Linked DNA regions of Mus musculus: all the other regions are linked to region 4. A link is a loop called in an ENCODE intact Hi-C map of the cell type or tissue named here. Cell type or tissue: heart. All regions are shown on one strand. Region 1 overlaps Tnnt1 (troponin T1, skeletal, slow). Region 2 holds the start of Tnni3 (troponin I, cardiac 3). Region 3 holds the start of D630041G03Rik (RIKEN cDNA D630041G03 gene). Region 4 overlaps Ttyh1 (tweety family member 1).

The links. Hi-C counts contacts between places; a loop is a spot of excess contacts. Peaks named below come from ENCODE experiments on the same cell type or tissue, not always from the same donor. Only the 100,000 strongest peaks of a DNase experiment are listed, where the experiment ranks them.
Region 1: it touches region 4 in a loop (2.1-fold over the local background); 16 of 42 quality-filtered maps call a loop at or near these places.
Region 2: a loop joins it to region 4, with 2.4 times the contacts of the local background. A loop is called at or near these places in 11 of 42 quality-filtered maps.
Region 3: a loop joins it to region 4, with 6 times the contacts of the local background. A loop is called at or near these places in 7 of 42 quality-filtered maps.

The regions. Positions count from the first base shown.
Region 1 is chr7:4,507,527-4,512,526 of GRCm38, reverse strand. Tnnt1 (troponin T1, skeletal, slow) reads left to right here. Exons shown (of 14, transcript NM_001277903.1): 6 at 241-262; 7 at 2,147-2,210; 8 at 2,459-2,575; 9 at 2,892-2,969; 10 at 3,403-3,516; 11 at 3,944-4,053; 12 at 4,915-5,000. Among named protein-coding and RNA genes, the nearest start is that of Tnnt1, 5.9 kb to the left of the region's middle. In heart, CTCF peaks have their summits at 2,452 (motif pointing left) and 4,226 (motif pointing left); DNase peaks (open chromatin) are centred at 896 and 2,446; H3K4me3 peaks cover 1,529 bases; H3K27ac peaks cover 3,041 bases.
Region 2 is chr7:4,521,562-4,526,561 of GRCm38, reverse strand. Tnni3 (troponin I, cardiac 3) reads left to right here and starts at 4,034. Exons shown (of 8, transcript NM_009406.4): 1 at 4,034-4,257; 2 at 4,480-4,492; 3 at 4,660-4,746. The coding sequence starts at 4,247. Dnaaf3 (dynein, axonemal assembly factor 3) reads left to right here. Exons shown (of 12, transcript NM_001033548.3): 9 at 31-148; 10 at 2,307-2,418; 11 at 2,550-2,624; 12 at 2,703-3,629. The coding sequence ends at 3,246. In heart, CTCF peaks have their summits at 101 and 2,149 (motif pointing right); DNase peaks (open chromatin) are centred at 61, 2,721, 4,041, 4,941 and 2 weaker places; H3K4me3 peaks cover 1,911 bases; H3K27ac peaks cover 3,170 bases.
Region 3 is chr7:4,468,831-4,473,830 of GRCm38, reverse strand. Eps8l1 (EPS8-like 1) reads right to left here. Exons shown (of 20, transcript NM_001374622.1): 3 at 4,937-4,977; 4 at 4,577-4,635; 5 at 3,789-3,950; 6 at 3,399-3,548; 7 at 2,941-3,023; 8 at 2,343-2,604; 9 at 1,909-2,035; 10 at 1,630-1,718; 11 at 1,458-1,532; 12 at 1,208-1,356. It overlaps D630041G03Rik (RIKEN cDNA D630041G03 gene), which reads left to right and starts at 2,947. Exons shown (of 1, transcript NR_028416.1): 1 at 2,947-5,000. It also overlaps a transcript of Rdh13 not described here. In heart, a CTCF peak has its summit at 2,488; DNase peaks (open chromatin) are centred at 2,490 and 3,360; H3K4me3 peaks cover 1,552 bases; H3K27me3 peaks cover 3,652 bases.
Region 4 is chr7:4,129,395-4,134,394 of GRCm38, reverse strand. Ttyh1 (tweety family member 1) reads right to left here. Exons shown (of 14, transcript NM_021324.6): 7 at 4,662-4,737; 8 at 3,759-3,814; 9 at 3,506-3,598; 10 at 3,012-3,104; 11 at 1,178-1,320; 12 at 993-1,038; 13 at 657-732; 14 at 1-529. The coding sequence ends at 694. It overlaps D030047H15Rik (RIKEN cDNA D030047H15 gene), which reads left to right. Exons shown (of 3, transcript NR_033548.1): 2 at 1,804-1,989. Among named protein-coding and RNA genes, the nearest start is that of D030047H15Rik, 5.0 kb to the left of the region's middle. In heart, a CTCF peak has its summit at 3,055 (motif pointing left); a DNase peak (open chromatin) is centred at 3,174.

The sequences.
Region 1 (5,000 bases), 380 kb before region 4:
TTGGTCCTTTGGGCTTTTAGAGGTCTGGGTGGGGGTGTCCCCACACCAGTGGAGAATGTATGTCTGATGCGAGTGACCTTTTTTCCCCCTTTTCTCCACCTCAACTTTCCTTCACTCTCCTAATGTCCTCCCCCCAGCCTTGGGCTCGCAGGCTGCTTCTGGGTTTCCTCTTAAGGATGCCAAGCCTCTCTCTACCCAACTCTCTCTAATTATCTTTTTGTATTCCCCCATTGCCACCAGAAGAAGAGCGCCCCAAACCCAGGTGAGGTGCTACAGGGTGGGTGTGGGTTACAAGCCTATCTTCTCATGCTCCTCCACCAAGAGAGACAGGGCAGAGAAATCAAAAGGCAGAGAAATCAGGGCTTGAACACAGCCAACCTTAACTCTTAAAGCAAGAAGTTGAGGACCTTCCTACATTGTGAAACAGGTCAGATATAAAAATAACAGCCTGGGTTCTAGAAAACCATGCAAGGGGACTCTGTGTTGGCCCAGGGCCAATCAAGGAAGGCTTCCCGAGGAGGTGATAACCTGGACCCTCTCGATAAAGACCTTGCTAGCTGAAGGAAAGTTGTAGGCAAGGACAGTCATTTCTTACACTCAAAGTGAGTGGTTATGTATAAAACCCACTCTGGGTGCAGAACCAGGCCATCGTGAGAGTATGGTTAAGCCAGGGAGGCCAGTACAGGCTGTGGAAGCTAACTGAGCTAAGAGGAGGCCCGGAGAGGCCAGGGCTAGAGCTTAGGGACTCTTGGAGGAAGGAACGCAGTTACAGAGGTTCCAGGTTGGAGAGCTACCAGGGAAGGAATGCAGGAAGTGAGGGCCCTTTCCAAGGACTTTTGGGACCGACAACACATGGTCCTTAGAGACACCAAGTGGATGAGCCCTGCCAAGGCAAGGAATGTTCTGACACATGAATTATTCGGGAAGTTTCTGCTAACTTGGGCCTTGGGAAAGAGTGTTTGCCAGGCAAGGTGTTGCTGCATCCTCGGAAGAGTAGTCTTGGTGATTCTGAGTTCAGCATCTGTGGGTTTTGCTGATCTTAAATCATAGCTATTAAAAGAAACTGTAGGTGACCCGAGCACGCAGACGTTTTTCTTGTTACAGCTGCGCACTGTTGCTGTTAAACAGCCAGTAGTACAGCGTTAGAGCAACCAGGCAACTGTAAGTTGCTTAGAGAATAGCGATCTTTAAAGTCCATGGCCTTTAGCATGCGTGATCCCCGGGCTTCATCCTTACCCTTGAAATAAAATCTTCAGGCCTGGAGAGATGGCTCGGTGGTTGAAAGCACTGACTGCTGCTCTTCCAGAGGACTTGGGTTCAGTTCCCAGTATCCACGTGGTGGCTCACAAACATCTGTAACTCCAGTTCCAGAGGAGCCGATGCCTTCTTCTGGCACTTGGCCATACACGTGTTACACAGGCAGCAGGCAAAACCTCATACATACACATAAAATAAAATGGTTAAGAAGAAAGTGAAGTATCTCAGAGCAGTGCAAAAGGAAGAGCAGTGCTTTTAAACTGTAAGGCCTTTATTACGTATTTTGCGTGTGTGAGCACAGAGGTGTGTATGGTGCAAGTGTGGGGTGCAGAGGATGATTTACAGGGGTCGGAACGCAGACAATCAGGCTTGTCATGGGGGTCTTTGTTTGCTGAGCTACCCCTGCCTGCTTTTTATGCAGAGCATTCAATATATGGCCTCGTATGTTTGAGACAAGCATTCCGTCTTGAGTCACCCGCAGCCCCTCACTGGGGGAGTCGCCCCCTGCCTCTCCCTGGGGGATTCTTGTCAGGCATTCTACGGCCGAATCTCATCCCTAGCCCTGTTGTGATTTTTCATTTTGAGGCAGTGTCTCTTAAGTTTCCATGGATGGCTTTAGATTCTCTCTAGACCAGGCAGGACTTGAATTTGCCTCAGACTTCCGAGCAGCTAGGACAACAGATCTGTGCCACCGGGTCCTGCCAGTTTTTACAAGTATGTCAAAACAGGCAAAACAAAATACTCAAACTGTATTTCCCTGACTGTGGTCTCACACAGACTCGGGGGCCGGTGGGGGTGGGGGTGGGGGGTGGCTGTCATTTTGAACAGCGTGTGGTAAGGCAGAGGAGGGAGGCCAGCCTGTTGATGATCTCCAATTCTATCGACACAGCCGTCCTGTGGTGCCTCCTTTGATTCCCCCGAAGATTCCAGAAGGGGAGCGTGTGGATTTTGATGTAAGTGACAGATGTCCTACCCCAGAAGCAGCTGCAGGATTCTTGGCGCCTTGAGCCTATTCTGAAAAGTGCCCTTCTATGCTTCCTTCATGAAAACCCTGGGGGTAACCCAGGGTCCTGTTATTAGCAAGGAATGCTTTGCTGACATCTGCTGGAAGCCATCCCAGCTGGCTGTCAGTCATCACCTAGGGCTGGGGTGGGGCAGGCTCCAGGGCCCTGTCCGGCGGCCTCACGGGCTCCCTCTTCAGGACATCCACCGGAAGCGCATGGAGAAAGACTTACTGGAGCTGCAGACGCTCATCGACGTGCACTTTGAACAGCGGAAAAAGGAGGAGGAAGAGCTCATTGCACTAAAAGACCGCATTGTGAGCCGGAAATCCGGGTCCTCTAGTTACATCTATCTCCCGTTCCCTCCCTCCATGTAGTGCTTTGGGGTCTCTGGGAGAAACAGCGGGGACATTGGGCGGGTCCACTCCAGTATCCATTTCTACCAGGAGTGCATTTTGGAGGCGGAGGCAGGAAGATTACCATGAGTTCGAGAGACTGTCTCAAAAAGGACAATTAAATAAAAGAAACTATCCTTATTTCGTTCGTCTACTGGTGGAGGGACAACTTGTGGGAGGGGATAGCCTCCAAGAACCCCCACATTCCCTGCCCCAATCTTCCCCTTAATACCCCTAGGAGAGGCGACGCGCAGAGAGAGCTGAGCAACAGCGCTTCAGAACGGAAAAGGAGCGAGAACGCCAGGCCAAGCTGGCGGTAGGTGTCTGTCCTTTCCCTATAGGAGAATACTTTATTTCCCATTTTGATACTCTCTACGGTTCTCAGAAAGTCCCTGTAATGTCTAGCATAAGGATTTTCCTATTGGAAGGGTGAACAGTGCATATAAATAAAAAGTCTGCGGCTGATCTAGCTTCAGGCAGGGCTGGACTAAGAGACTTAAGCCACAGCACAAAGGCTGAGCTTTGCTGGGTATGATGGCCTCAGACCTATGATCCCAGTACAGGAGAAGCCGAGGCAGGAGGATTTTGTGAATTTGAGGCTAGCCTGAACTATATACCAAGTTAAGGAGTGGCTCTCTCCGTGGCTCCAACTTCACTTATGGAGATGCTAAGCCATCAACTACCCAGGCTAGGCTCTTCCTCCATCAGGTATGTAAGGCCACATGTCGTGGACCCCTTTGTTCTCACAGGAGGAGAAGATGCGGAAGGAGGAGGAGGAGGCAAAGAAGAGAGCAGAGGATGACGCCAAGAAGAAGAAAGTTCTGTCCAACATGGGAGCTCATTTTGGGGGCTACCTGGTCAAGGTGAGTCTAGCCTGTGGAAATCTGCGTCTACAAGGAGGGAAGGGAAACTTGAGGGTGCTGGACCTCATCCAGGGCCAGCTGTCACTGTAGATAGCATGCGGCAAGTAGGTGAGGGAGACACTCTGCTGATTGTCTCTGTCCCTCTTCCGGCCACAATGTTCCTCTGGTGGTGCCTGGGTGTGAGGGAAGAAGACCGGGGCCTGTACGCTTGAGGGAGGGGGCACGGAATTTGAGTTCCTGAGTCTGAGGAGAGAGGGCTGGAGCCTGGAGCTCTGGGACTGAGGGAGGAGGAGGCTGAGGCTGGACCCCTGAGTGTCTGAAGGGGGAGGGCTGAGATGTACTCCTTGCATGTGGTGGAGGCACTGGCCTTGCTGAGTGGATTTAGCCTCCAGGTTCTATCCCTGGCTTGGGATTCCTCCCACTCCAGGCAGAACAGAAGCGTGGGAAGCGACAGACTGGTCGGGAGATGAAACTCCGGATTCTGTCTGAGAGGAAAAAGCCCTTGAACATCGACTACATGGGGGAGGACCAGCTCCGGTAGGTCCTGGCAGCTCTCAAAAGGCTTCCACGGGCGATACTCCGGGTCTGAGCCTTGGTGCTGTGTTACTTCAGGCAATTGGCACTCCTTTTTCTGGGCCACTGTTGCTTTCTATGTTCAAAATGTCACTCAAATGCAAGCTACCCGGTGGATGGCCTGGCCTGTAGTGTCTGGCATCCACAGTGCCCCCTTCCGTATTTAGGTGGAATTGCAGCATTCAGGGAGGAGGTAGGAGGATCAATTCAGGGTCATCCTCTACTGTATATTGAGCTGGAGGCCAGACTTCACACACACACACACACACACACACACGCACGCACGCACGCACGCACGCACGCACGCACGCACGTACGTACGCACGCACACACACACACACACGCGCGCGCGCGCACACACACACACACGCACGCACACACACACGCACACACACACACGCACACACACACGCACACGCACGCACACACACACACACACGCGCACACACACACACGCACACACACACGCACACGCACGCGCGCGCGCACACACGCACGCGCGCACGCGCACACACACACACACACACACACACACACACACACACACACACACACACGCACGCACGCACTATGTAAGTAATAAAAACCAAACGGCTTTCACTCTGGGGCTCATAGCCATTACTTCCGGAGACTTCCATTTAGGAACTTCTGTTTCAGAAAGTGGTCACACATTTGAAAACCTTTTGTGGGCAATTTAGCAAGAGTGTAGCGACTATACCAATCCCAAAGAGACTTGCTGCATGGCTTGGGGTAAGTGGCTCGACCTCTCTGGACTCAGAGGGCAGCCTGGATCTTGCTGCATCCTGGTCCTTCTCGACCTGCTAGGGAAAAGGCCCAGGAGCTGTCAGAATGGATCCACCAGCTGGAATCAGAAAAATTTGACCTGATGGAGAAGTTGAAGCAACAGAAAT
Region 2 (5,000 bases), 390 kb before region 4:
ACCTCTGCACCTCCCCCTTTCTCCCCGCAGACTGCGAGCGAGATCACGCAGCACAACGTCACAGAGCTGTTCCGAGAAGTAGCCGCCTGGAGGGGCCCGAGAGCCATCCAGGGGAATGTGGAGGAGACAGAGTCGCCCGAGCCAGATGGTAGGTAGCCAGCAGCTGCAAACTGCAGATAGTCACTGTTTTTTCCCCAAGCTTTGACGGAGCTGGTTTGGAATACCTGGACAGTTGCTCTCTCGTTGATATTCGTTCTCTTTTTCTCTCTTGTCCTCCCTTTCCCAAACCCTGAACCCCACCAGTAGGATTCTCAGCCCTCTCTGGAGTTCTAACTGGGAACCTTTACATTCCTCCCTACACCCTTTCCCTACATGGATTCTGGCTGTCCTTCTTTCTATTCCAGTCCTTAACTCACCTCTCCCTAGGTGCCTTCATTCAAGGGACCATTCACTTTCTTTCCTGTCTGTAAAATGGGTCTCTGCCTCGTGGGCCCACCTCCCCAGATTTGCAGCAATTCAGTTCAGCCAAAGGATTAAAAAAAAGGAAGGCTTCTAGAAAGACATGGAAGGTCGATAATATAGCTCAGCAAGGAGACGTGCTTGCCGTCAGGGCCTTGTAGCTCAAGTTCTATCCCTGGGATCCAAGTAATGGTGGACAGAGAGAGATGACTCAGTAAAGGTTGCCACCTGACCTACACACACTTACCGAGGCACACACCATCACCAAAATAAATAAATAAATAAATAAATAAAATAACTTTAAAGAAAAGGCTAAGAAAGTTGGGCGTGGACAGTGAATGCCTGTCACTCAGAAGGCTGAGGCAGGAGAAAATGCCTGGTTTGGGTCACAATTCCAGATATCTTCAGCTACAAGAGCCTGACTCAAAACAAAAGTAGAAAATAGGGAGTGTTGCCCCTTCTTAGAATTGGGAACAAAACACCCCATGGAAGGAGTTACAGAGACAAAGTTTGGAGCTGAGATGAAAGGATGAACCATCCAGACACTGCCCCACCCGGGGGTCCATCCCATAATCAGCCACCAAACGCAGACACTATTACATACGCCAGCAAGATTTTGCTGAAGGGACCCTGATATAGCTGTCTCTTGTGAGGCTAAGCCAGTGCCTGGCAAATACAGAAGTGGATGCTCACAGTCAGCTATTGGATGGATCACAGGGCCCCCAATGAAGGAGCTAGAGAAAGGACTCAAGGAGCTGAAAGGGTCTGCAACTCTATAGGTGGAACAACAATATGAACTAACCAGTACCCCCCAGAGCTCATGTCTCTAGCTGCATTTTTAGCAGAAGATGGCCTAGTTGGCCATCATTGGGAAGAGAGGCCCATTGGTCTTGCAAACTTTATATGCCCCAGTACAGGGGAATGCCAGGGCCAAGAAGTGGGAATGGGTGGGTAGGGGAATTGTGGGGGCGAGGGTATAGGGGACTTTCGGGATAGTATTTGAAATGTAAATGAAGTAAATACCTAATAAAAAATTGGAGGGAAAAAAAGAAGATAAGTATCCCAAGCTTTTGTCCCCGCTGGCAAGAACACACTCGGGACAACCGGAATCTTCTGCGGCAAAGCTTTATTGCTTACTTCTCAGGAAGACCCTGACCCCAGAAAATGGAGTCGCTTATATAGCCCTCAGCCATGGTGTTTCAGCACCTGATATGGCATGTCAGCTCCTGATTTGTTGCTCGCTCATCACCCCACTACTACGCCCTGAGATGGGCAGTGACTAGGAGTGAGTTCACTCTCGCACCTGCGTACAGGGCTTGTTTACTAGTTAGGCACAGCGGAGGCCAGCGCCATCTTATAATGGCGATTGCTCTCGGCACTGCTCTCCACAGATAAGGAGTGTAAATTCCAATATTCTTTGCAACTTGTGTGCACATCTCTTTGACTCTCAAGATTTATATTCATAGCCGGGCTGTGGTGGAGCACACCTTTAATCCCAGCACCTGGGAGGCAAAGGCAGAGGCAGGTGGATTTCTGAGTTCGAGGCCAGCCTGGTCTACAGAGTGAGTTCCAGGACAGCCAAGGCTACACAGAGAAACCCTCTCTCTCTCTCTCTCTCTCTCTCTCTCTCTCTCTGTGTGAGCATGTGAGCGCCTGCGCAAGCACACATGTAGGTGCCTTCGGAAGCCACAAGAGGGCACCATGTCCCCAGAAACTAGAGTTAAAGGTGGTTATAAGCTTGGGTTCTGGGTGCAAACTCAGGGTCTCTGAAAGAGTATCAAACCCGCTTAGCAACTGAGCCAGTTCTTCAGCCCCAGATCTGACCTCTTTCTTCCCTTCTCTTTCAGTGCCTGCTCAAGAACCCTTCACTATCCACTTTCTGCCTCTCGATTCTTCGCAGACTCTCCACCACAAGACTTGCTACCAGGGCCGGTTCCAGCTCCTCTACGTGTCCTGTGGGTAAGAGACCTAGGATTGGGCCCCAGTTTATTCGTTGTCAGAAGCCGGAACTTAAGCTTTGCAGTCTCCATCCTGCTCTGGACCTCCGTCCCCACCTGTGTATCTCAGCTCCTAGTCCTTTCTCTCCTTAGGATGGTCCATCTTCTCAGCCCTGAGCTCGGGGCTTGCGTGGCCCCCGGAGGGAACCTGGTTGTGGAATTAGCTCGGTGAGCCAGAGGAGTGGGGTGGGAAGGTCACAGCTGGGCCAAAAGCCAGGTCTCCTCACACACAGTTTCCCAACATAGGTACTTGGTGGACCTGCGGCCCAAGGAGTTGAAGGCGTTCTCTGACCGCGTTGTAGAGATAGCGCGGGTGGCTGGGTTCGCCCCTCACACTGCAACCAAACCCTCGGAGACTTTTGCGAGGTTCTACAAGTTAGGGGACTCCACTCCGGGTGGCGGAGACTCAGCTGTGGAATCTGGACCCGCGCCCTCCAAAGTGGAATCTACCCGCGCCCCTCTCCCAGAATCGATAAGTCCGCCCCAGGCTAACCAGGCCCCCTCTCTAGAGGCGATGAGCCCACCCCTGGCTGACCTGGCCCCACCTCTAGAGACAATGTGTCCACCCCAGGCCAACCAGGCCCCTCCTCTAGAAGCGTTGAGCCCATCCAAAGCTGACCAGATCCCACCTCTAGAGGCGATGAGCCCACCCCAGGCTAAGCTAGTCCTGCCTGTAGAAGCAATCAGCCTTCCCCAAGCCGACCTGGCCTCTCCTCCGGAAGTGATAAGCCCACTCCAGGAAGCTATGGCAACGTCCTGGGTGAATGCACCTCCAAAACATGTAACATGAACCCCAGGGACCACGTAGCCCACCTTTAACTGCTGAAGCAGGCCCAGGGATTGACATCACCAGCTCAGCCCACCTGCATGCGGTTTTACTCTGCGTTCCTTCTCAACCCCAGGGATATGACTAGAACTTCAAATTCCTTTCCTGGAACTCTCGGTTGTACTATTTGGGGGGTAGGGGTGAGGGTGGGGGATGGGTCCTAGACTGTTATCTGAGACTTATCCTGACAAGGATCGAAGGCTGAAGGGACAACCCTGGGCTCCAGATCCTCTCTTTTGTCTTGGGCCTTTCTTGACATGCTGCTTTTGGGAAGGACAAGGGCATAGCCTTCCTTGAATGTGATTCAAATAAAAAGCGCAGGGTCACCTCTGTGTGTCCTGTCCTCAGTCGGTCTCCAGTGCCAAGAAGGGTGGGAGCAGCAGGGATGGGTCCCGATTGTGGGTTTGCAAGTGGGCTTGGCTGAATTTCACAGGAGTGAAGGATAAGATCCTTCAAACTAAACATGCCAGGGCCACTGAAACCGACAGAAACGTGGGGGAGAGAAAGGACACACTAGGTCCCAGAAAGACTGCAGTTCAGTGAGGGACCTAGGTGTGAGGACAGAAGGCCGGCATGGATTTCTGGGTATGAACATGGGAAGCTGAAGTCTAGACTCTTGGATTTGAGAGAAGAGGGACCTTGCTCCGGGTTTTCCTAAGTTTGAGGGAGGAGGGAGCTGGGGCGCTAGAGTCAAAGGAGGAGGGGTGTAGATCCTGGGCACCTTGGTTGACCCAACTGGAGCTTTGCACACGGCTCCCCTCACACCCTGTTATCGCTTATCCTGGGCAGGGGAGGAGACAGCAGTATATTTAGTCTTTGTCCTCGCCCCTTATCTCAGTGTCCTCAGTGAGGCTTGAGCAGCCCAGAGGAAACCCAACCTCTAGAGACCTCCAAGGTCACCAGGGACACCCTTCCAGGACCCTCCAGGAATCTCCGATCCTGTTCTCTGCCTCTGGAGATCATCATGGCTGATGAGTATGTGAATCTTCGTAGCCTTGGGGTGGAGACCTCAACAGGGAGAGGTGCGGTGGGTCTTGAGGGTGCAACCAGGTTGGATACTTGTCCTGAGAGAGTAGGAGGCAAGGGTGGTTGGATTTCTGTAGAAATGAGGTAAGAATTTGGGAATCAGACTCCTGGGGTTCAAGAGTCAGGGGACCACCATCAGTGATTTCCTCTTCACGGTTTCTCTCTCTTCAGGAGCAGCGATGCGGTGAGCTGTGAGCTAAGAAGTGGGGTAGGGAACCTTCGGTCCAGAGTGGGTGCTGCAGGGAGAGGACTGGGGACCAGTGGGCAGGGGAACCTGCCGCTAGAGGTGAGGTATCCAGGAAGGGCTGGATGGGAGGGTTTGGGTAGTGATGTAGCCTGCTTCAATTCCAGGCTGGGGAACCGCAGCCTGCGCCTGCTCCTGTCCGACGCCGCTCCTCTGCCAACTACCGAGCCTATGCCACCGAGCCACACGCCAAGGTGGGGCGGGGTCCAAGAGGATGGGCTTCTGGGTTCAAGAATCCTCTGAGACCCAGAAGGGGGCAGGACCAAGGCCCTGGAAAGGGGTGGTAGGGTGATGGGCAGAGCCCTATGGGTGGGGCAGAATTTCAGAAAGGTTCAGGTTGGGCTTGGTGACAGCGGCCTGTGGTTGGGGGGAACTTGCCTACAGCAAGGTTTAGGCGTGAGCGTAGTGGTTAGCAGTGAATAGATAGGCAGTGCGTAGCTCTAGTCGG
Region 3 (5,000 bases), 340 kb before region 4:
AGCCCAACTCAATACATTATATTTCTTTCTTAAAAAAAAAAAAAAATTAAGCCAGGAGGTAGTGGCCATAACTTTGATCCCAGCACTTGGGAGGCAGAGGCAGGCAGATCTCTGAGTTCAAGGCCAGTAGGTCTACAGAGTGAGTTCCAGGACAGCCAGGGCTACACAGAGAAGCCTTGTCTCATAACTAACTAACTAACTAACTAACTAACTAACTATTTTATGTGTCTGTATGTATGTAACTGTGTGCACCATGTGTGTACCTGGTGCTCATAGCAAACAGAAGAGGGCATCAGGTTCCCTGGAACTGGAGTTACAGACAGTTGTGAGCCACCATGTGGGTTCCCTGGAAGAGCAGTGTATGCCCTAAGCACCCATTAATTATATTTCTAAACACACTGGGTCCACTGTCATGCTTCCCCCAGCCTCTGAGGCCAAAGCTTTTCCTGTTTTGGAGGGTGGGAAGTCTGAGCAGTCCTGATAGCCCAGGCTAGCCTGGAACTAGCTTTTCAGACTAGTCTAGCCTTGACTTGCAGACACTCTCCTGACTATTTCACAAGTGTTTGATTACCTAAAAATATTTATCTGTTCACTTATTGTGAGTGTGTAGGTGTGGGTGAGCACATGTGGAAGTCGGAGGACAGTTTTGTGGAGGCAAATATCTTTGTCTGCAATGACGTAGATTCCTGTAGAAACTCACACCTCCAAAGACCCCATTTTTGTGACAGGGTCTCCAGCTTGCTTTCTAGTGGAGGGTAATCTTCAACTTCTGTTCTTCCTGTGTCACCAACCGAGAGCTGGGACAACAGCGCCACTGGCCGAGCTTCTGGAGCTTCTGGCTACTTTCTCAACACTTACATCAATCCATCTTGCCCTTTACCCGCTCCCAGTCTGAGCTCCGTGCTCTCCCTGAAAGCCTCCAAGGACAGACTCCTTTTCAACTTCCTGTATGTCCCACATTTTCCTTGTAGCTGAGTCCCACTTGCCTAACAACCCTCCTTGCCCCGTAGTCTGTCTCTAAATTCTCTAAGCCCCACCATTTGCTTCAATCCAACTATCTGATTAGATGTTAAACCTTTCCCTCACGCTAATTTCGAGCATGTTCTCCAGTTGAATCCTGGCATTTATCTTAAGTCTCGTCCCCTCCTCAAATTTAGCAGTGTCCTGCAGCCAAGTCAAACCTCTACACTCTAGTTTCCCCTCTCACCCTGGGCAGGTCCAGGAGTCTCCCAGCGAGGTCCATAGTTCATTTTCACCAGGAGTGACATTGTCGCGGAGCAGAGTCACAGCCTCCAACGTCAAATGCGGTCGTCGCACACTCTTCGCGAACTCAGGGCCGCCTGAAGTGTTCACAATCTACCAGGCCAACAGAAATGAGCATGCCAACAAGACCTTCTTGAAGTCGAATCTTAATCCTTCTAAAGCAGGGGAGCCCTGAGGGCTAAGATGAGCCTCACCATCTGCAGAGGTCCAAACAGAAAGTGCAACAGCTCTGGAGAGGAGGGGTTGGCGATGTTGCCTCGCAACCGGGCCTGGAACGAAAGGAGGTCATTTCTTATTAGTGCACGAATGATGGATGGGTCAAAGTGCCCTCACTCCATCGACGCCCAGCAATGGATGCATCCTCACCAGCAGACTGAAGGCGTATTTGATTTTCTGAAGCACGTCGGTGTACTCAGCCTCAGTGGGTGGCTTGGCCCTCAGTGTCAGCAGACCCTCTGTGCGGAGAGAGCAGGTGAGGTTGTGGGGACACCAAGAAAGCATTAGACAACAATTCCAAAGGTGTAAACACCCAAACGGGTGGCCTTAGGAAGTCAGACCTGGCTGGTGGTGGGAGACCCCAGGGGGAGAGGATATTTGGACATCACTCAGGAAGGTGTGTTCTCGGTCCATGTGGAAGCCCCTTACCTCCCGCAGCTCGGCGTCGTGTCCTGCGGCCTCTCTCGCGGTGCTCCAAAACCCGGGTAGCCTCTGCTGATTTTTGCAGTCTGGATACAAAACTCTCCACGTCGTCAAACACGTGGTTCAGAATATCCTACCATAAGCAAGAGAGGTAAGAGTGGTGCTCCTGAGTCTCAGACTCTGGTCTAGGTCCAGGGCTCCAATCTGAACTCCTGGACACACCCCCTACGTCAGGCCATGCCCATAACTGGAGCAGTGGGTGGTCTATATCAAAGACTCTAGCCATACTTCTAGAATTAACTCCCATCCCCGACCCAGCATCTTGTCAGCTAGTCACACCTAGACGTGCCACGTTCCTGAATCTCGTTCCCCACTCCAAGACTGACTTGATTGTCAAGGAAATCTTTTTCTCCTAGCTGGTGCCTCTCACTCAAGCTCACCACATCCCGCTCTGCCTGCAGACCCGCCAGCTCAGGTCCTCTTGGGCCCAAGTCTGGGGAGGTAGGGTCAGCACTGCTAGTCGTGCGAGCTTGGTCGGGTTTCCTTGCTTCCTCAGTCTCTGGAATTGACTCCACTTGGGGTCGCCCGCGGACTGCGGATGGTTCCACGGTGTTGATCACCAGGCGGACAGACGGGCGACGCTGTAAGGGCGGGGTCTCCGCTGCTGGAGAGGCGCCGCGTCGCAGCTCCTCCTGCGTCGCCCTGAGTTAAGAAAAAGGGGAGACCGAGGCTGGGGCAACCGATGGGATCAGGAAGGGGGGGGGGCGGTCAAACGAAGGCTGGGCATTTCATAATGAGAAACTGGATACGAAGATGGAGAAACCAAAGACCAAGACAGGCTAAAGTAGAAGACTGGAGCGGAGCGGTCACCTTGTCTGGGAGGTACAGGTAAGACCTGGCCAAGGCTAATTTGTGACCACATTCAACACTCTAGGCTGTTCGTACCAAGCTCATTTCTTAGCTGAGGAGAGTGAGGTCCATAGATGGGAGAATTTTTTTTTTCAGTGCGCTCTGCATCTGCTTCCCCCTTCTCCTCACCTGAGCGCTGCTGCCCTGCGTTCTCCACGTCCGGAGCGGTAGTTCTGCAGAGCCCCTTGGATGTCCTCACGGATCAGCTCCGCCTGTCAATCATACTTTAAGATCTCCCCTCTTACGCCCCACCCATTGCCTGCCCAGGACTCTTTCTTGTTCTCAGCGCTTTGCCTCCGACTGTCTTGGACAAACCCCATGGACCCCATCTTGGTTCTGCCTGCCTGCCTGCCTGCTTCCAACCATCTTTTTTATGTTTTTCTCAAAGCCTTTGTTCTGCATCTTCTTCCCATCGTCACATTCAGTCATGGTCTAGAGTTCATTCAACCTGTCCTCAATTCTGGTTCCCTCTCAGACCTGCTTTCCTAGGCTATGTCCCCGTTTGCCAAGGCCCCGCCCCAAACATGGAAGCCCCGCCTCTGATTCTCTACTAGAAAAAAAAGCCACCCGGAGCCACGCCCACTCACTCCGAGGAGCAGGCCCTGGAAGAAATGAACATCCGGCTGTGCACGCTCTGGCTCCTGGCACACCAGGAGCAGCAATGAACGGCTCCGTCCTCGGGGCATCACCGCGTCGCAGCGTACGATGGCATCGAGAGGATATGACTCTAGTTCTTCCTGCAGGACGGGGTCGCAGGGTAAACGGAGGCACAGATTCCTATGACTGCTAGAGCAGTGTCCAGGACTTGGGGCAAGGCAACCGAAAGAGTTCAGGGGCCTAGAAATAACACCCTGTTTAATAACCTAGGCTTCAAAGGATAGCTTGCCAAAGTTCCCAGGGGAAGGACGCTTCGGAGCCAAGATTCACCCTCAGATCTCAGCCCCATTTCTCTCTTCCACCCAATTGCTCTCTGGCACCTTGGAGACTGGATCAAGCAGAGTGACTTGACTAGGTGACACTCTCAGTAGCATCTCCTGTGCCCAGACACGCCCCTGGCTGTCCATGACTGCCAGCTTTCTGGAAGCATCTTCCACAGTGTGCACGCCATCTTCTTCCCCCAAGCAGAAGGTGACCAGGTGCTGGCAGGAGACAGAGTAGGTAGCTGAGTCCCAGGCTATGCCAAGCTGTTGCTGAGCTTCTAGAGGGAGCTCCTGTTCAGCCTAGCCATACTTCCCCAGAATGCTTTCCTCAGACCCTTTGAATCCAGACCTCAGTCTCCCTCCCTCAGACCCTTCAGCTCCTTCAGTGGCCAGCACTGATTAGATTTCCTTCCAATTAGGACATCTTCAAACCAAGATTGGAGGCTTCTCAAGGGCAACAAATAATAAGGATTGAACTCTTGTAAGTGCCTCCTCTGCTTTGCATTATGACATCCACACCCTCTCCTGGACCATGGAACCGTGGCCGATTTGGTCCTGCATCCTGCACTGGGGATGGCTCAGAGGAAGATCAGACAGAACTGAGTTCTCAGGCAACAGGGACGGATGTTCATGGGGAGAGAAGAGCTGAGTTTTCCTAGTCTCTTCCTTCTTTCTTTCCTTCTTTTTCCCTCCCTTCCTCCTGCCTCCCTCTCTCTCTTTCTTATTTATTCACTTTACATCCTGATGGCTGCCCCCGTCCCCAGTCCCTGTTTTCAAAAGGCCTATCACTTCAGGCTCACCTCTCCCCAGGAAACGTCTTAGAGAAACATAGACCCCAGACTCACATTGACATGATACTGGGACACGTCAGCCATAACCACGGTGGAGTAACGTTTTCTCTGTTCTAAGGAGGGGAGAGGGGGAAGTGCATGCAAGAGTCAGACTGCAGCCTGGTTCCTTAGACCCTGATGCTAGCTAGCCCTTCTCCCTCAGAAGGAGGAGTCTAGACTCCAGCTCTCCTCCCTCAGACCCAGGAGTCCAGACTGCAGCCATCCTCCCTCAGACCTAGGATCCCTGACCCCAGCTCTTCTCTCTCAGATCCAAGAGCCCAGATTCTGTCCCCTCCTCCTCCTCTCAAAACGACAGACTGTATTCTCTCTTCTCCCAAGAGCCTTGTTCTTGGTCGCCTTAACCCTCAAGCTTACCATAGATAGACTTTGCACTTGGTTTGGGTGCAGCTTCAGGCCTGGTGAAGAAGAAAATAAGGGG
Region 4 (5,000 bases):
GTCAGGATTCACATGTTACTTATAGAAGCAATGCAGTGCTGAGCCTGGACAAGAGGAGAGTTGCCTTTCAACCACCAGAGGAGGAGTGTCCCTAGCCCAGTCAGGACTTCCTTCTCTCAGTAGTTGGGGTGGATAAGAAGGACCTAGCTGCTTGTAAAATAAAGCCTTCCCTTTTATTTCAAATCAGCCCTCTTCCAAGTTAGTGCCATAGGTTGAGATCGCTGGGGTATGGCAGGAAACAGGGACGTGCCTGTACCTGCCTCCAGCTTCATCCCTCCAAGGACAGGACTGGCAGCCAGAGGTGAGGAACACCAGGCTGTATAGGTCAGCCCCCTTCCCAGCCACCCCTGGTCCCTGTTGTGCCACCTCAGCAATCCCCTGTGCTAAGGAGAAATGGGGATGGGGGGGTGGGTGTTAGGGCCAGAGCAGGTTGCCATCCTAAGTGAGATGTCCATAGCCAGCAGTGTTAGTGGTCAGAGCCCAGTCAAGGTCAGGTTAGTGGGGCCTTCTCCAGCAGCCAGGAAAGGAGCTAGAGAGAGGGAGAAATGAAGAGCTGATATTCACTGGAGACCCTCCCATGGACATCCACCCAACATAAGAGAGCTACAACTACTGTAGGGGAGAGCCAAGACCCAACTGTACACATTGAAGGTTACCATAGAGGAGAGGCAGGCTCCAGACTGGAGGGGAGGCTCAGATGGAAGACTGCCACTGCACAAAGCGTTTGGATTCCTGGCAGGATAACCAGGGCAGGAAAGACACTCAGAATCTGTTGTGTACGTGGGGGCCCTTCTCTCCTCCCTCGGGCCCAGGCTTCCAGACCCCAGCCTCCTCCCTCATGGCCAAGACTCATCCCTGTTCCCCTAGGACCTCAGACCCAGAGGTCCAGTCTCATTTCTCTTCTTCTCAGACCCGAGAATGCAATACTCATTTCCCCTTCCAAGAGACCCAGGAGCTCAGGCCCCAGGCCTCCTCCCTTCACACCAGGATACCTGAGGGTTGAAAGGGTCATCGTCATCTGTGTCATCGTAGTCATCACTGAAGTGTGATGGGGATGTGGGGAGTGGCAGAGAAGCAGGATGGAAACGAGTCAGGAGGCTGCCCCATCCCCACCAGTGGCCCTGGGTACTGCCTCCTGTCCCCTCCCTGGGGAGCCTGCCCTCTCTCCCCTGCTGACCTGGGTGGGAAGAGGGCCCAGGCGCGGGGCAGGCTGCACAGAGTGGTGGCTAGGGCCCCCGCAGACAGGAGAGAAAAGAGCATCAGGAACAGTAGGCCCTCTAGGGCATCTTCACACAGGCCTCGGAGTGCTGAGCCATAGTCCTGAGGCAGAGGGTGAGGAGGCTCAGGGTATGCACATGTACACTTCATACACAGGTCCAACCATCCATTTACCTGGCTGTCACCCAGACTCTCTGTGCGCAAGTGTAGTCTCTTGTCAGGGAGCTGTTCTGAACATGGAAAGTCATCTATGTGTTCAGCTTGTGCCTTTGCTGAGCTGCAGCCTTCCAACCCACTCCTATTTTATCTCAGTTCCCCACTCCCATATGCAAAGTGGCCTAGCATCTCCACTCAGCATCTAGAGAGCTGCTCTCCCAGCATCTTCAGTGGGCAAGCCTCTACGCTGTCATTCCCACTGGCAACAACCCTGCCTATCCTTGTTCTACCCACGTGCTATTGACTGGTGGGGATGCCAGCAGCATCTGTTTCTGCACTTGTGACAGTCACATCCCCACACATTGTCAGATGCCCCCTGGGTCCCACAGATTGCTGGCTTACATAACACTTAGGTTTGGGCATCCATAGGAGAGACATGCAGAAAGGACCGGCTATTGTGACCACCATTCTGGAGGCCAGCAGAACCTCTGTAACCTGAATGCCAAGTGTCACAGCCAATATTCTACCAGGATGGACTAATCTGCCTTTGCTCCGGGCATGCCACCAGCACTGGCAACCTTCAATGCATGGGACCCAGGCAGCCACTTTGGAGAGGTGAGAGCTTGTAGGACAGGAAATGTTAGGCTACTGTCCAGCAGAGACCTTGCGAGAAGAACACTAGGAGACAGGCAGATGGTCAGCTCTAGTCAGAGGCACGTAGTTGGCCTGATGTGGAGTAGAAACACCAAGGCCGAGGCTGTCTACACAGGTTCCTACTAGGTCAGTGCCACGAGCCCGGCTTTAATCCATGTGGAGAGGGACTCATGGAAGGGTTTTAAATGAAGACTCTGATCCGATTGTGTGCAGAAAGGATCACCAGCTGTTATTGGACAGATGGAATGAGCAAGATGGGCATGCATGTGAGAGGTGAGAAGGGCTAGGGCCCGATGCAGTGTTGGCTGTATGAGCAGTCGATGCAGTGGGAAGTGAGGATAGGGAGATAGAAGGGCAGTTCAGCAGGGCTGGAAGGGTGGTGGGTTCATTTTTTTAATATTTCCCACAACATAGGGGCACGAACCCACGACCCTGAGATTAAGAGTCTCATGCTCTACTGACTGATCTTGTTATGGAGGGGTCAGTGTCCAGTGAATCCTGTAGAGCCAGGATCATAGCAAAGCCTGTGTGCATGGAGAGTATCATGGTGGGAGACGGTATGTAACCAGGGAAAGTGGTCAGGTGGAGTCCCGGTGTTGTAAGGGTGAGAGTCTTTACAACAGTCAGAGATGCTGGCTTGCTCCCGGGGCCATACAGACCACAGCTGAGCCCACGGTAGGCTCACAGGCTGCCCTGCCGCCGCCCTCGCCTTTTCCTGCCCCTTTCATAGCAAGAGATATCTGGACTAGTTTTCAATCTAGGGAACTGGGGGCTGCCTGGGTTCTCATTCCAGGGCTTGAGAGGCTGAGCAGCTTTCTACGAGAGGAGAGGGTGGAAGATGAAGAACACGGGGTGGGGTGGGAGGGGGGGGGACAAAGGCGGGAGGGGGGAGAGAGAGTATGAGAAAGAGAGGAGGGGGAAGAGAAGAGAAAGCAAAGGGGAGGGGGAGAAAGAGACAGGGTTGGCAAACACCCAGAGCTTACCTTGTGCAGACTGCGGCAGTGCAGCAGCGCCACCAACTGGTGGAAGCTTCTTTCTGTCACATTCAGTGTCTCCTCCAAGGATAACAAGGGCTTCTGTAGTGGGAGAGGACACAGTTAACCAGTCTTTATGCGACCCAGTAAAATAGCCCCCCCCCCTCAACCCAAGGACCCCACTTCCCAAAGGGACCAGCCCTTAGTCACACCCTAGAGCCTCTCACCTCCACTGTTGGCCCAGCACCAAGAGAAATGTGGATTTTTCTTGCTGCAACCCCTTCCTGTAGGCTCTCTCCCAGAGACCAGCTCGGCTCTATTGCCTCACCCCTTTCCATAGATTTGCACACAACGTGAAATCCCGCCTACTTGGAGAAGGGCCAGCTCCACAAGGCTATCTGACTCAGTCAATCTGCCCCTTTACATGAGTGGAGGCGGCATCCCACAGGTTCATCAGGTTCGGCCCTTTTTCCTCTCAGGCTGGTGCAGTTCATTGACCTAACCTGTGCAGCAGAAAATTGAGGGATAGCTTCCCGCTCCAGGCCCTGCAGCTGAGAGTGGATGCTGGCTAGAGCACGCTGGGACAGCGTCAGCCTCTGCAGGAAGATAAGAGAAAGGAGGACTCGGGTCAAGGTGTGGCCTTGGCACCCTCCACCCCCCATGGAACCCTGGAGCCCCTGGTAGCCCAGCATACGCCCTTGAGAGTCCACATTAGCCATCTCCTCAACACCCATGTCTTTTGCCCACATTCCTAACCTGTTGGAAGGGGTTGGAGACCGCCTGGTTGCACAGGAAATAATAGCTGAGGATGTCTGAAGTGGAGGGAGAGAAAGGAGCAGGCTATAACCCTGGACCCAGGCTCTCCCTGGGCAAATCTGGAGGGCCAAAGCCCGGGGGACATTCCACTCTCCCATCCATTTCTTTTCCTCCCTCTCTTCCCCCTCGTTCCTTTCTCTCTCCCTCCTTCTGTTCCCCTTCCTTCCTCTCCTCCCTCCCTCCCTTTCTCCCCTCCTCTCTCCCGTCCTCCTCTTCCCTCTCCCTTTTCCTTTCCATCCCTCCTCCTCTCCTTGAGGAGGAGGATGTTTTGAGACAGTCTCATGTATCCCAGATTTGCCTTGAATTCTCTATGTAGCTATGGATGACCTTGAAGGCTTCTGATCTTACTTCCTGAGTGCTGGGCACAAGGCAAACTTTATGTGTTGCTAGGGATCAAACTTACAGCTTTGACAAGCACTTTACCAATGGAGGGACACCCTTAATTCCATTCGTTTTGTTTTTTGTTTTTTGTTTGGTTTTGCTTCAGAACAAGGTGTGACCAGGTCTAGATAACCCAGAGTGCCCATGAACTCACACTTCAACCTCCTAATTGCTGGGATTATAGGTGGGCAATATCACACCCTAGACGTTCATCCCTTCTGCTTCAGCCATATCTGGAAGCAGGTCCAGCTGACCTAATTATGCTTCCTTGTTGTCCTCCAGTCCAACCCTGTGACCACGGAGGCCCAGGGCCCACTTCCCTGTGTCTATCACACCCACAGGCATTTTGCCCCTTTCCCATCCTGCCTGGATTGGAAGATGCTGCTGCTCTCTACCCTACAACACACTGGGCCTTGGGGGATAGGAGGGAGTGCTGAAGGCATCAGGGATTTGTGGGGTCACCTGAGCTGAGCCCTGTCTCCTCCTGGGTCAGGTTCAGCACATAGGTGTCTGGGTTGGAGCAGAAGTCACTGAGGCCCTGATGAAGGAAGCAGGGAGGGGTCAGATCAGAATGTCCAATTTCATATTTCCACAGAACTCAGAAGTCCAGGCCCTAACCCTCCTCCCTCAGACCCAGGGGTCCAGACTTCAGCTTTCCTCAGACTGCGAGTCTAGGCACCAGCCTCTGCTCTCAGGATCCAGCAATTAAGGCTAAGACCTCAGAACTGTGGTCATGACCCCCTCCACCTTAGTGTGTATGGCATTAATCAGATCACACTCACCCCAGAATCAGAACTCCTG